Linked DNA regions of Homo sapiens: region 2 is linked to region 1. The links are chromatin contacts, found by Hi-C in ENCODE. All regions are on one chromosome and are shown on one strand. The core of a region is the stretch at or near the end of the contact, and the rest is flanking DNA. Distances in the headings are between cores, read along the strand shown. Region 1 overlaps AKAIN1 (A-kinase anchor inhibitor 1). Region 2 holds the start of AKAIN1 (A-kinase anchor inhibitor 1).

Region 1 (5,176 bases), core at 1,701-4,200:
CAATCTTCACAATCACCATTTCTCTGCCAAAGAAGGAATCAAATTCCCAGATGTGACAAGTCATCAGAAAGTGCAAGTCTAGAATTTAACTAAATAATCTCTCAAAAGTAATATTTAGTCCCTGGAGGAAGTGAGTATAGAGGGAGAATCTCAGGGGGCTAACCAGAGGAAAATTATCCTCTGCCATAAAATAAAATCCTTTCTACTCTCCTTGAAAGAACAGCTCCCAACCTTTTGAAGACGATTCCTTTGTAATGTCAAAATATTTCCCATATCCCTTCATGACACAATGACAAGAAGAGGCTATGAATTCAGTAATGCTTTTAGATGATTAATACTGTTAATCACAACAGCCTCCATATTCAGCACATTTGAAAAATTGCAGGAGTTATGTGAGACAGTGTATTCCGACTGCAGAAACTTTGAGGGGCAAATAAGGCATAGCTGTGCTTTAAAGCAGCTCCATGGCCTGGGGGTCTTTCTTGCTCTCACACCAGGCTGGAGGCATTAGAAGGAGCAATAAAAAGCAGGCAGATGTTGTAAACTAATTCTTAATGATGAATTTTCAAGGCTGTAATGGGGGTAGGGGACAGGACATGGTGTGAAACTAGAAGCCTTCCTCCAGCTATCCTCAATTTCTGGCCTCTCCTAAATAGTCACTCATAAACATTAATTAAATGTCTAACATCACTAGGTTTGCATAAGGCAGGCCGAGTTTTCACCATCAGGAACAATGTGATAACTAAGATTTTTTACAATTTTTAAGTATCATGAAATATTTTAAGATGTGAAATGATTAACCAAGATGAAGTATCAATTTTATTTTTTAAGTGGAAAACTGGAGGCTCAGAATATTGTTTGGAGTCACACACGGGATTAGATCTGTGCGCTCCACACCCTGGGCCAGAGATCCTTCCATGACACCTTCCTGCTGCAGCTTCCGTCTTCAGGATAAGGAAGGAAAGCAAGGAGCTGGTGTCCAGACACAGAACCCAAAGATTATTTCCTTCTCTGCACAAAATGGAAAATATATAAATGTATCCCCTCACTTTTGTTTATGCTTCCATTTGCTCCACTGTCTCAAACAGCAGCTGGAGTAACTTTTTCAAAATGTAAATCCAATCTGTCATGCACCTGCACACAACTCTTCCTTGGCCTCCCATTGCATTTGGAAAGAAAGCTCAACCTCTCACCATGGGCCTCAGGGGCATGTGTGACCAGTCCCTGTCTTTTATGCAGCCTCACGCCCTCACCCGTCCTCTCACTTAGCAGACGTGGACTTTCCTATGACTCTGTACTCAATTCATCAAAGATAAAATCTAGTCATGTGTGTATGCATGACTCGTTACCACTTACTTTATTTTCTTAAAAAATTTTGACTTAGAAACTTTTTTTAAAATTATTAAATTTTTTTCAAAGATGGTGCCTTACTCTGTCACCGAGGCTGGAGTGCAGTGGCATGATAATGGCTCACTGCAGCCTTGAACTCCCACCTCATCCTCCTGAGTAGCTGGGACTACAGGTGCATGCTACGACCACCAGCTAATTTTTTAAATTTTTAATCTTTTTGCAGAGATAGGGTCTCACTATGTTGCCCAGGCTGGTCTCAAACTTCTGGCCTCAAGTGATCCTCCTGCTTCCACTTCCCAAAGCACTGGGATTACAGGTGTGAGACACCAAGCCCAGCTCTGTTACAACTGACTGTGGTATCTTGAACAAGTCAGTTTCCTCACCTCTAAAATGGGTACAATAATGGCACGCCCTCACAAGGTTGTTGCAGCCTGTGTCCCCTAGAGCATCTGCTCTCAAGGGGATGACTCCCTTTGTTGTCACTCAACATTGTCCCGTGTGCCCAGTGCACAATCTGTAAGTATGGTTCAATGAGTGGCTGTGAAAGTCACTGTTTTCCAGTCTGTTCTTTCTTCCCCCAATTTCTCTGCTCCCATTAATTTTCTGCTCTTGGCCTCCTTTGCTATGTTTTGCTGATTCGCTGCAGTGAGAGTTAAGGCACAAGAGGAAGCAGCTGAGGAGACACTCCTTTGGTGCCAGCTCAGCCCCTCTGCATGAGAGACGGTGCAGAAAACACACTAGAACGTGAATATTAGAAAGGCTGCTCCAATTTCCAGGCCACATATGGCTAGGCCAATTAGCAGTTTCAAAATGTTACACCCAGTTCATCTCTGCCATCTCCTAGCTTCTTGTTTTCTCCCTCCTCCTCTTCCCTTTGCATGCCTGCAAACTTCTAAAGGGGTCAGTTCTCCACTCCCTCCATTTGGTTTCAAACACTACAGAACAAAGAAGTGTGAAAATAAGCTCTTTTCAGTTGGGTCCAGTGATGTTCCCAGATAATTTTGTTCCTGTTGGTCAACCATTTGCCATGACAACATTCTCCTCAAGCTTATAAACTTCCTGAACCCTGCACACATGGGTATGTATTGAACCAAGTCCTGCCAACACTCTGAGGCTCTGTAGTCATGAGCCTGTGCCGAGAAAGCCCTTGTTTTAGAGACACTGGGTTTGGATCCCATTTCAGGGCCTTTCTGAGTTCACCTGAACAAGCCTTGGTTTTCTTACAACTAAACTACAAAATACAGGTGAAAACATCTGATTAATTTTTGAAGTGGATAAATGAGAATACGAGTCAACACTGCTTCACCTACAAATAGGATAAAGAAATACAAAAATCTTGCTCCAGCCATGAGTTCCCTATCCTAGTATATGTGGCTTTTCTTTTATTATATCTTTTTTTTTTATAACCATGAGAATGAGAATCTTGGCTCTTTTTACTGTGTTGGGGTTAATCAGAAAGAGAGAACAGGTGGCTTGAAATAGAAAAGGAAGTGAAGAACAAGATCAGATGTTTTACGTCTTTTTTTTTTTCCAGTGATATTTCAGAAGAAAAAAAGTAGCTGAAGAAAAATAAACCCAGACTTTAGAAGTATTTGTTAGAACTATGTGACAGGAAATTAATGTCACGTGTTTCACCCTGTGTCTCACCCTGTGTCTCAGGGAGCCTCGGCTGCCACATTCAAAAACTCCAAGTCAAATGTATTGAGCTTTTGGTCTGAGAACCAGAAATGAAGACAAGAAGAAAGGGAGGTAAGAGTTAGAGGAAGGGAGGAAAAGTGAAACAGTACCTTTGAGGATGCAAATTAGCTACCTTCAAATAAAATTAAATTACATGTTATCTAACTGAAATTGTAGATAGTGGCTTAAAAGTTTCTAGCAAGCAAACTATGGTAAAATAGAAATTAATTATAGAAGACATAAGAACTGACTAGTTTAAGATACAAGAACTTACAATGACAACACTGTCATTGTGCTGTCATTTTTGCCTTATTTAGTGAAAATAACAGCTGCATTTTTTCAATTCATCTTATTTTTTCATGAAACATTAAGTTCTTCAGCCACAAACTCTTCTAACATAATCTGTTAGTTGGTTTGTCTGTTTAGCCACCACTCAATTTAAGAACTAGGCATTGGCCAGATCCTAGACGCCACCTGAGTACTGCTCTCCAATCGTGTCCCCTTAATCCTGCGAAAGATAAATCATCTCCAGAATTTTCTCACAATCATTTCCATGCTTTTCTTTAATATTTTGTCACAAATTTATATTGTTGTCTGTATCTTTGGTTTGATCATTTTTACTTCTATATAGTGCCCCATTTAATGAATAGACCACAATGTTTCCATTCCATCAGTAATAGAATTTGGCTTGATTCCAGTTTTTTAGCTATTATGAATGATTCTACCATTCTTGGCCTTGCCTACACATGTGCAGGAACTTCCAGAATCTAGAAATAGGAGTAGTTGTCTGCATTGTAGAGAATAATAAGCATGCTCAAATTCGCTAAGTATTGCCAACCTGTTATCCAAAGGAGGTCAGCAAATTTGCACTCTCCTCAGCAAGGAACCCTGTCATTGTTCAAAATTCTAACCAATACCTAGTATGTGTCATCATTTTAAAAGTTTCAACCTGGTAAGCATGCAATTATATTTCACGGATTTTATTTGCATTTCCCAGATAACTAATGAGGTTGAACATCTATTCAGAGATTGATTTATGATGACGATTCCCCTTTTTATGAGGTACCCGTTTAAGTTATGTGCCCATTTTTCTACTGGGTTGTTTTCCTTTTTCTTACTTTTTTATATATATTCCTTGTCAATTATATGTGCAGCAGATACTTCTATGGCCCTCTTTGTGGCTCAGAAAAAGAACCTCTGTGTTTCTCTTAATGAGCAGAAGTTTATTTTAATGTAATCAAATCTGGGTTTTTTTATTCATTTCTTGTTAATAATTTGTTGTGGTCTTCAGCTCTCTGTCCTGAGATCATGAAGTTGTTCTCCTCTATTGTCTTTTGAAAACTTTGCAATTTTGATTTTACATTTGGTACTTTAATCCAGTTGGAATTGATTTTTGTGCATAGTGTGAGGTAAGGACCTGATTTCCTGTATTTTCGTATGAATAGTGAATTGCCACAGAATTGTGTTTTGAGACGTTTGGCCTTTCCCTACTGACTTGCCATGCCTCCTTCATTATAAACCAAGTATCCATATATGTGGTGGGCTGTTTTTAAATTATTTATTCTTTTCCATTGAACTACTTGACTTGCACCCATTTCTCTGTCTTAAATACTAGTACTTTATAAGCCTTAACATCTGGAACAGCAAGTCTCTCCATTTTACTATTTTTATTGAATAATAGTGTAGCTAATCTTGGCCCTTTGAATTCCTATGTAAATTTGGCAATCAAAATATTAGGTTCAAAAACTTTAAAAACCTGTTGGGATTTTGGCTGGGACTCCATAGTTCCATGGAGCTTCACTGGCTTCACTTGGGAAAATTAGATCTTTCCATATTTTGTTCTTCGGCTCCATGTCCATAGTGTATCTCTCTATTTATTTAGATCTCCTTTAATTAAAAAAAATTATGTTTACAAGGTATTGTACATCTTTTGTTAAATTTATTCCAAGATACTTCACATCATAGTAAATTATATTTTTCTTTAAATTGTATTTTCTAAGTGTTTATTGTTAATGTATAGAAATGAAATAAATCTGTTATGTTAATTATTGATTTTAAATTCAGAAAACTCACCAACTTCTCTTAATTCTAATAATCTGTTGAAACTTCCATATACAATGATTGCATCTCCCAGTGATGACAACTTGCT
Region 2 (5,176 bases), core at 1,317-3,816, 38 kb after region 1:
TGAAGGGCACAGTACCCACTGACCCAATTTTATGAATAGCTCCTTGTTAATTTATTGTTATATTCATCTTGGCTTATATAACACCCTTTTAATAATTTTGGAGTGATCTTAGCACATGACCCTGTTTCTTCCCTTTCTGAGTGTTAGGTTAGCTTGAAAGAAAGGGGTGGGAGTGTATTTCCTTTAACTAGTACAAAACATCTGGATTCCCAGATTATTATAGAGATTTAGAAAAGCAATAGGCAAGAAATGAGGTTGCAGTGCTGAAAATCTGGCGGAGTTCAAAAGCAATTCATTGTTCTGCTTTTCTTTCAGAATAATACACATCACTATACGAATTAGAAAACAAATGATCCATAGATGAGAAGGTAAGTTGACACAGTATTTTTAGCATCCTGTTCTTATTGTCCCAAATGCTTATGATTTTTCAAGAGAACCCCAAAATTGAAGAAGTGATGAAAAAAAAAGTTTCCCCAGACGTTTCTGTATCTATCCTATCCAGGTCAATTCACGCCATCTCTGACAGTTATGAATAACTTCTACTTTCCACACAGAACAAAACACTAATACAAAACTTGAAAGTAAAATGGAAAAGTAAAGTCCTGTCCAAATTGTGGGCTCTTTAAACCAAGCCAGTCTACTCCAGAAATTCCCCACTGTTCATTACAGTGGCCATCACTCACGATCTTGCTTTTAGAAAATGCCTAGTTAACATCACGCAACAACCCTAACTCTTGTACAACACCATATCCCTCCCCTCCTTGGAATGGAAAGGATATGCTGAGTCTCTGGCTACATCTGACCTTGGACCAAAAATCATCTACCCCTGGAGCCAGTGAGATATTTTGTCAGGAAGAAAGGTTGTGGGAGAAAAAGACAGAATTCGAGGTCAGAAAACTCCATTAGAGACTAGCAAGATTATCTGGAACCAGCCTCCCTGGGGATGGTAGAGTAGGAATGATATTCCTTAACTCTCAGGGTAATTAGGAGATCAAATGAGATAGCAGCATGAAACTGCTTTGTAAAGTGTTAAGTGCTGTATAAATGCAGCAAAGAGCTGTTTTCCAACTTCCTTGCTCCAGTGTTGATTGAATGTCCTTTGCTATATGGAACAATTTCCTCCCTTGAGTTATTTAGGATGGGCATGGGAAGAGCTCCTGGGCATTCCTTTAAGGCGTTCCTCTAAGAACCACTGCCTGTGGTAAAGCCAGAGCCTACAGAAACTCATCCCTCCCTCCCCAGCTAGCATTCTGAGGGGGAGGGGGAGGGGACTGACTTGCTCTTCTCAAGTTTTGCTAATTGAATTTTTTGAAGAAAAGACTCAATTCTTCCCTTTAAAAAAAAATGCATTACGCCTTTTCTCCCCAGCCATCTGAAGCCCATGACCACAGCAAATACATGCCAATCTTTCAAGTTAAAGACCCCAGGAACAAAGCTAGAGAGTTCTAGGCCCCTCCAGCCTTCCCCACTCCCTGTTTTCCACAGCAGTCTTTAACGAAATCAGACCCTAAAATGCGTGAGAGAGAAATACTTTGGATCTACCCCTAGAGACAGCGTCGGACGTTCACAACGACCACGCTTTTCCCCGCTTCCTCGATTAGCCTGGCCTCCCTTGCTCCAGTGGGGCGGACTCAAATGCGCACGCACGCACACGCCGCCAAGCCGGTCAACCGCAGACAAATCTGACTCTTCGCCAACTAGTAGCCACGGAGAGCAGCAAAGGGACCAAGGTCCTTCACCGCCTGCTCCAAAAAGACACGGCAACCTCCAGCGGCGCCGCAGTAGCTGCCTCTGTGCTGCAGCCTCCGGTCGGAGTTTCAGGTCTAATTCCTTAAGAAGTATCGCTCCTCTGCCCTTCGTCCTACTCCCCTTGGCTTCGCCCACTTCGCCTCCTTCTCCTCGGGAGGCCAGGAGGACCCGGGTCACTTTGCCAATTCTGCGGAGGGGGAAGTAGCAGTGAGGGAGATTCCCACGCAAGTAGCCCGAAGCCCACTACTCTTTGCCCCACCTCTCCACTCTCTTGCCCGTGTAGGTGCCGGTGCTGCTGGCGAAAGTCCCAGTTCTTAAGGCTCCTGAGCTCGGAAGGGGTGTGGAGGAGCCAGATGGGAAGAGAAGCAGCGGGACGAGGGCGAGGAAGGGCTGGAGATTGTTAGAGGACAGATGGGGCGGGACTGGGGAGAGGGGCGAAGGCGACGCGCCGAGGCACTCCTCCGCCCCATGAGCACAGACAGTAACTCCGAAACGCGCAGATGGGCCGTAAGGTAAAGAGGCCTTTTTTCCCTCTCCTCTCCGTCCTCTACCCTGCTCCCCTCCTAGACACTTGGTGAAAAAGCAAGGTGCGGTGTACCTGGAGCGAACACCATGATTTCTTCCAGCCGCTACGCCCCCAGATTAAGAGAGAAAGACAGGCAGACGGAGGATGGGAAGAAGGCCGGACTTGGCGGGGTCCGGTGCAGGAGGGCGCGCTGGGCGGGCGGCGGGCGGGGCGGTCAGCACCCCGGACAGCTCCCGCCGCTAGATCCTGGGGCCGCAGCTCCAGCCGCCGCCGCGCGCTCTGCCTCCACAATGCGGCCACAGCGGCGGCGGGAGGAGGAGGGTGAATCCCCGCTCAGTCCATCCCTCATTCCTGTGCCAGCTCGGCGACGTACACTGCTGCTTAGGGAGCAAAGCACTTCCACCGCTTTCACGCGACGAAGGTCGGAAGAGCAAGAGAGAGAAAGGTAAACTTCCCGGCAGGGGACAGTGAATTGCTTTTAATTACCTGCTGTGGCTCGTCGCCGTGGATATTGGACTGACATTTAAGATAGATTTGTCAAAAAAAAAAAACTCTAAGAGCTTTCTTTACTCTCGAGGATGACTCTGAGTTCTCCGAGTTGGGCTGGCTCGAATAGAGGGGCGGGTCTGTCAAGTTAATAGGTCCTGGAGGTCCGTGAGTCCTCTCTCGCGAGTCCCAGTCCTCTGCTAACGTCAGGAAGAGAGCAAGAGGAAGGACACAGTGACTATGGAGCGCTCGAGGAGGGCGCTACTATCAGGTTCCGCTCCCAGGTGGCAAATCCGGCTCTGAAAGCTCCTAAGCTTGAAGGTCCTCAAGGTCATCACTTTAGAAAAAGCAAGGCCGGCCAGGGCACAGGAAAGATAACGCATACACCCTTCACAAGGAAGAGCCAACAGAGCCCCCTGCAAGTGTGAGAACAGCCCTGAGATCAATCAAGAAACATCAGTTCTTCCCCTATCCTCACCCAGCTGAAAACTGTCTGCATGCCCCGCTCATACACCCAGTTCTACCTTAAAGGTACTGGGACTGCCTTATGCTCACTTCATCCTCCTAATCATTGCTCACTTTAGGTATCTATTCCCTAATAATGTCTGTGCAGTGTGAACAGCCCACACTAGATGTCACCCAGCTTGAAACAGGTCCATGTGGGTTACAAACCCAAAGCTAAAGCCACCCAGAATCCTCCAGCCTCTCCCCTATTTTTCCAGCTAAATAAGGTTTTCCAAGAACAAAGGTAATCAAGGTCATCTCCAGTGTTTTATGGGGTTTCTTCACTTGCAACTATCCCTGGAAAATGTAACTATTCTGAAAATTAAGTATTTCCTGATAATTGGTTGATGGCAATAAGTTCTACAGTCTTTTGGCAAATATAAAGCATCCAAATAGACTGATTGGCACTGTTTTTTTTTTAAAGCCATCCGATAGACTGAAAATGCAAATAGTTTTACAGCTTTTGAACTACAGTTTGCATGAAGGCATATGGGCAGCCTCAACATAATACAATCAGTACTGCTGTTAGCACCTGGCTCAACACAGGCTTGAACATATGGGGCCTACCCCAGCAGCAGCAAGATGAAAGTCAGCTGATGGGCAGGATAAAGCGTGTGCATGACAGGATAGAGTTCTCCCATTTTGCCAAGTTTCTCCAATGATGCTTCACTCTGTCTTCTTTTCTTCATCCCACGGGAAGTGTAAAACAGTATTTAAAATAATTTTGGAATGAAAGGTGTTTTTCTTGTAACACACTCAAAAGGGCTGTCTTTTACAGCCCTTATGTTTAAATGGGCTTTCATCTCCCAATACATAAACAGTTACCCATGATTAAGTTCAAGGAAAAGCAATATAGTATAGGAAAAACAACAACAAAAGACTTGAGAATCAGACTGAGACCCAGGTACCACATCCTCATCATTTACTAGATGCATGACCTTAAATAAGTTACTTAACCTGTCCTGTCTCATCTGCAATATAAGGATTAAGGTATCTTGAAGGTTTGTTGTAAGGATTAGCTGTGAGATGGATTAACAGATTAATTAAGAGAGAGCACAGCCTCAATTAAACTCATTCCAGGAAATCACTGGCACCCTGGGAGTAGAGTACACCCTATGGGAAAGCAAACAAAATATGTTAGACCAGTGCTTCTCAAACATTAATGTGCGTAAGAATCCTATGGAGATCTTGTTTTAAAAAAAAGGTTATGATTCAGCAGTGATATGGTTTGGCTGTGTCCCCATGAAATCTCAACTTGAATTGTATCTCCCAGAATTCCCACATGTTGTGGGAGGAACCCAGTACGAATCAATTGAATCATGGGGGCCGGTCTTTCCCATGCTAATCTCGTGATAGTAAATAAGTCTCACGAGATATGATGGTTTATCAGTATCAGAGGTTTCCGCTTTTGCTTCTCTCTCATTTTCCCTTGCCACTGCCATGTAAGACGAGCCTTTTGCCTCTAGCCATGATTCTGAGGCCTCCCCAGCCACATGGAACTGTCAGTCCAATTAAACCTTATTTTGTTCCCAGTTTCGGGTATGTCTTTATCAGCAGCATGAAAACAAACTAATACAAGCAGTTAGGTCCCGAGATTCTGAATTTCCAACAAGTTCCGTGGTAATGTCCATGCTGCTGGTCTATGGAGTAAACTTGGTTAGCAAGGTATTAGAGGCATCAGCTTTTAAACAGAAGGAAATTACTTGTATCTTTCCCAACCTCAGAGCTTATCTTTTTGAGTTTTAAACAAAGAAGGAACCCAGATGGATTCCCATAGACTACCAAGATAAACAGTAGCCAAGATGGTAGTAGAAAGAAAGAATGCCTGAAAATGGTCTGGGGCTCCTTGGGCTATTTGATTAGCAATAGGAGGTAGTAAGAATCCAGCTCAACAGGTCAAGAACAGAGAAA

The links. Hi-C counts contacts between places; a loop is a spot of excess contacts on that map. Pooled maps may share reads with other maps.
Region 2: a map of naive thymus-derived CD4-positive, alpha-beta T cell shows a loop between it and region 1 (2.7-fold over the local background). The contact joins the promoter of AKAIN1 here to the enhancer-like site in region 1. A Hi-C loop is called at or near these places in 3 of 168 maps with a recorded cell type or tissue (Caco-2, naive thymus-derived CD4-positive, alpha-beta T cell and ovary) and 4 of 50 pooled maps.

Annotation. Positions count from the first base shown.
Region 1 is chr18:5,156,306-5,161,481 of GRCh38, forward strand. All of the region lies in intron 1 of AKAIN1 (A-kinase anchor inhibitor 1), which reads right to left. Among named protein-coding and RNA genes, the nearest start is that of AKAIN1, 38 kb to the right of the region's middle. Within about 2 kb of position 2,951, at least 2 of the 41 ENCODE cell types and tissues checked have a DNase peak (open chromatin) inside an H3K27ac peak, as active enhancers do.
Region 2 is chr18:5,194,691-5,199,866 of GRCh38, forward strand. It overlaps AKAIN1 (A-kinase anchor inhibitor 1), which reads right to left and starts at 2,567. Exons shown (of 2, transcript NM_001145194.2): 1 at 2,348-2,567. The coding sequence starts at 2,363.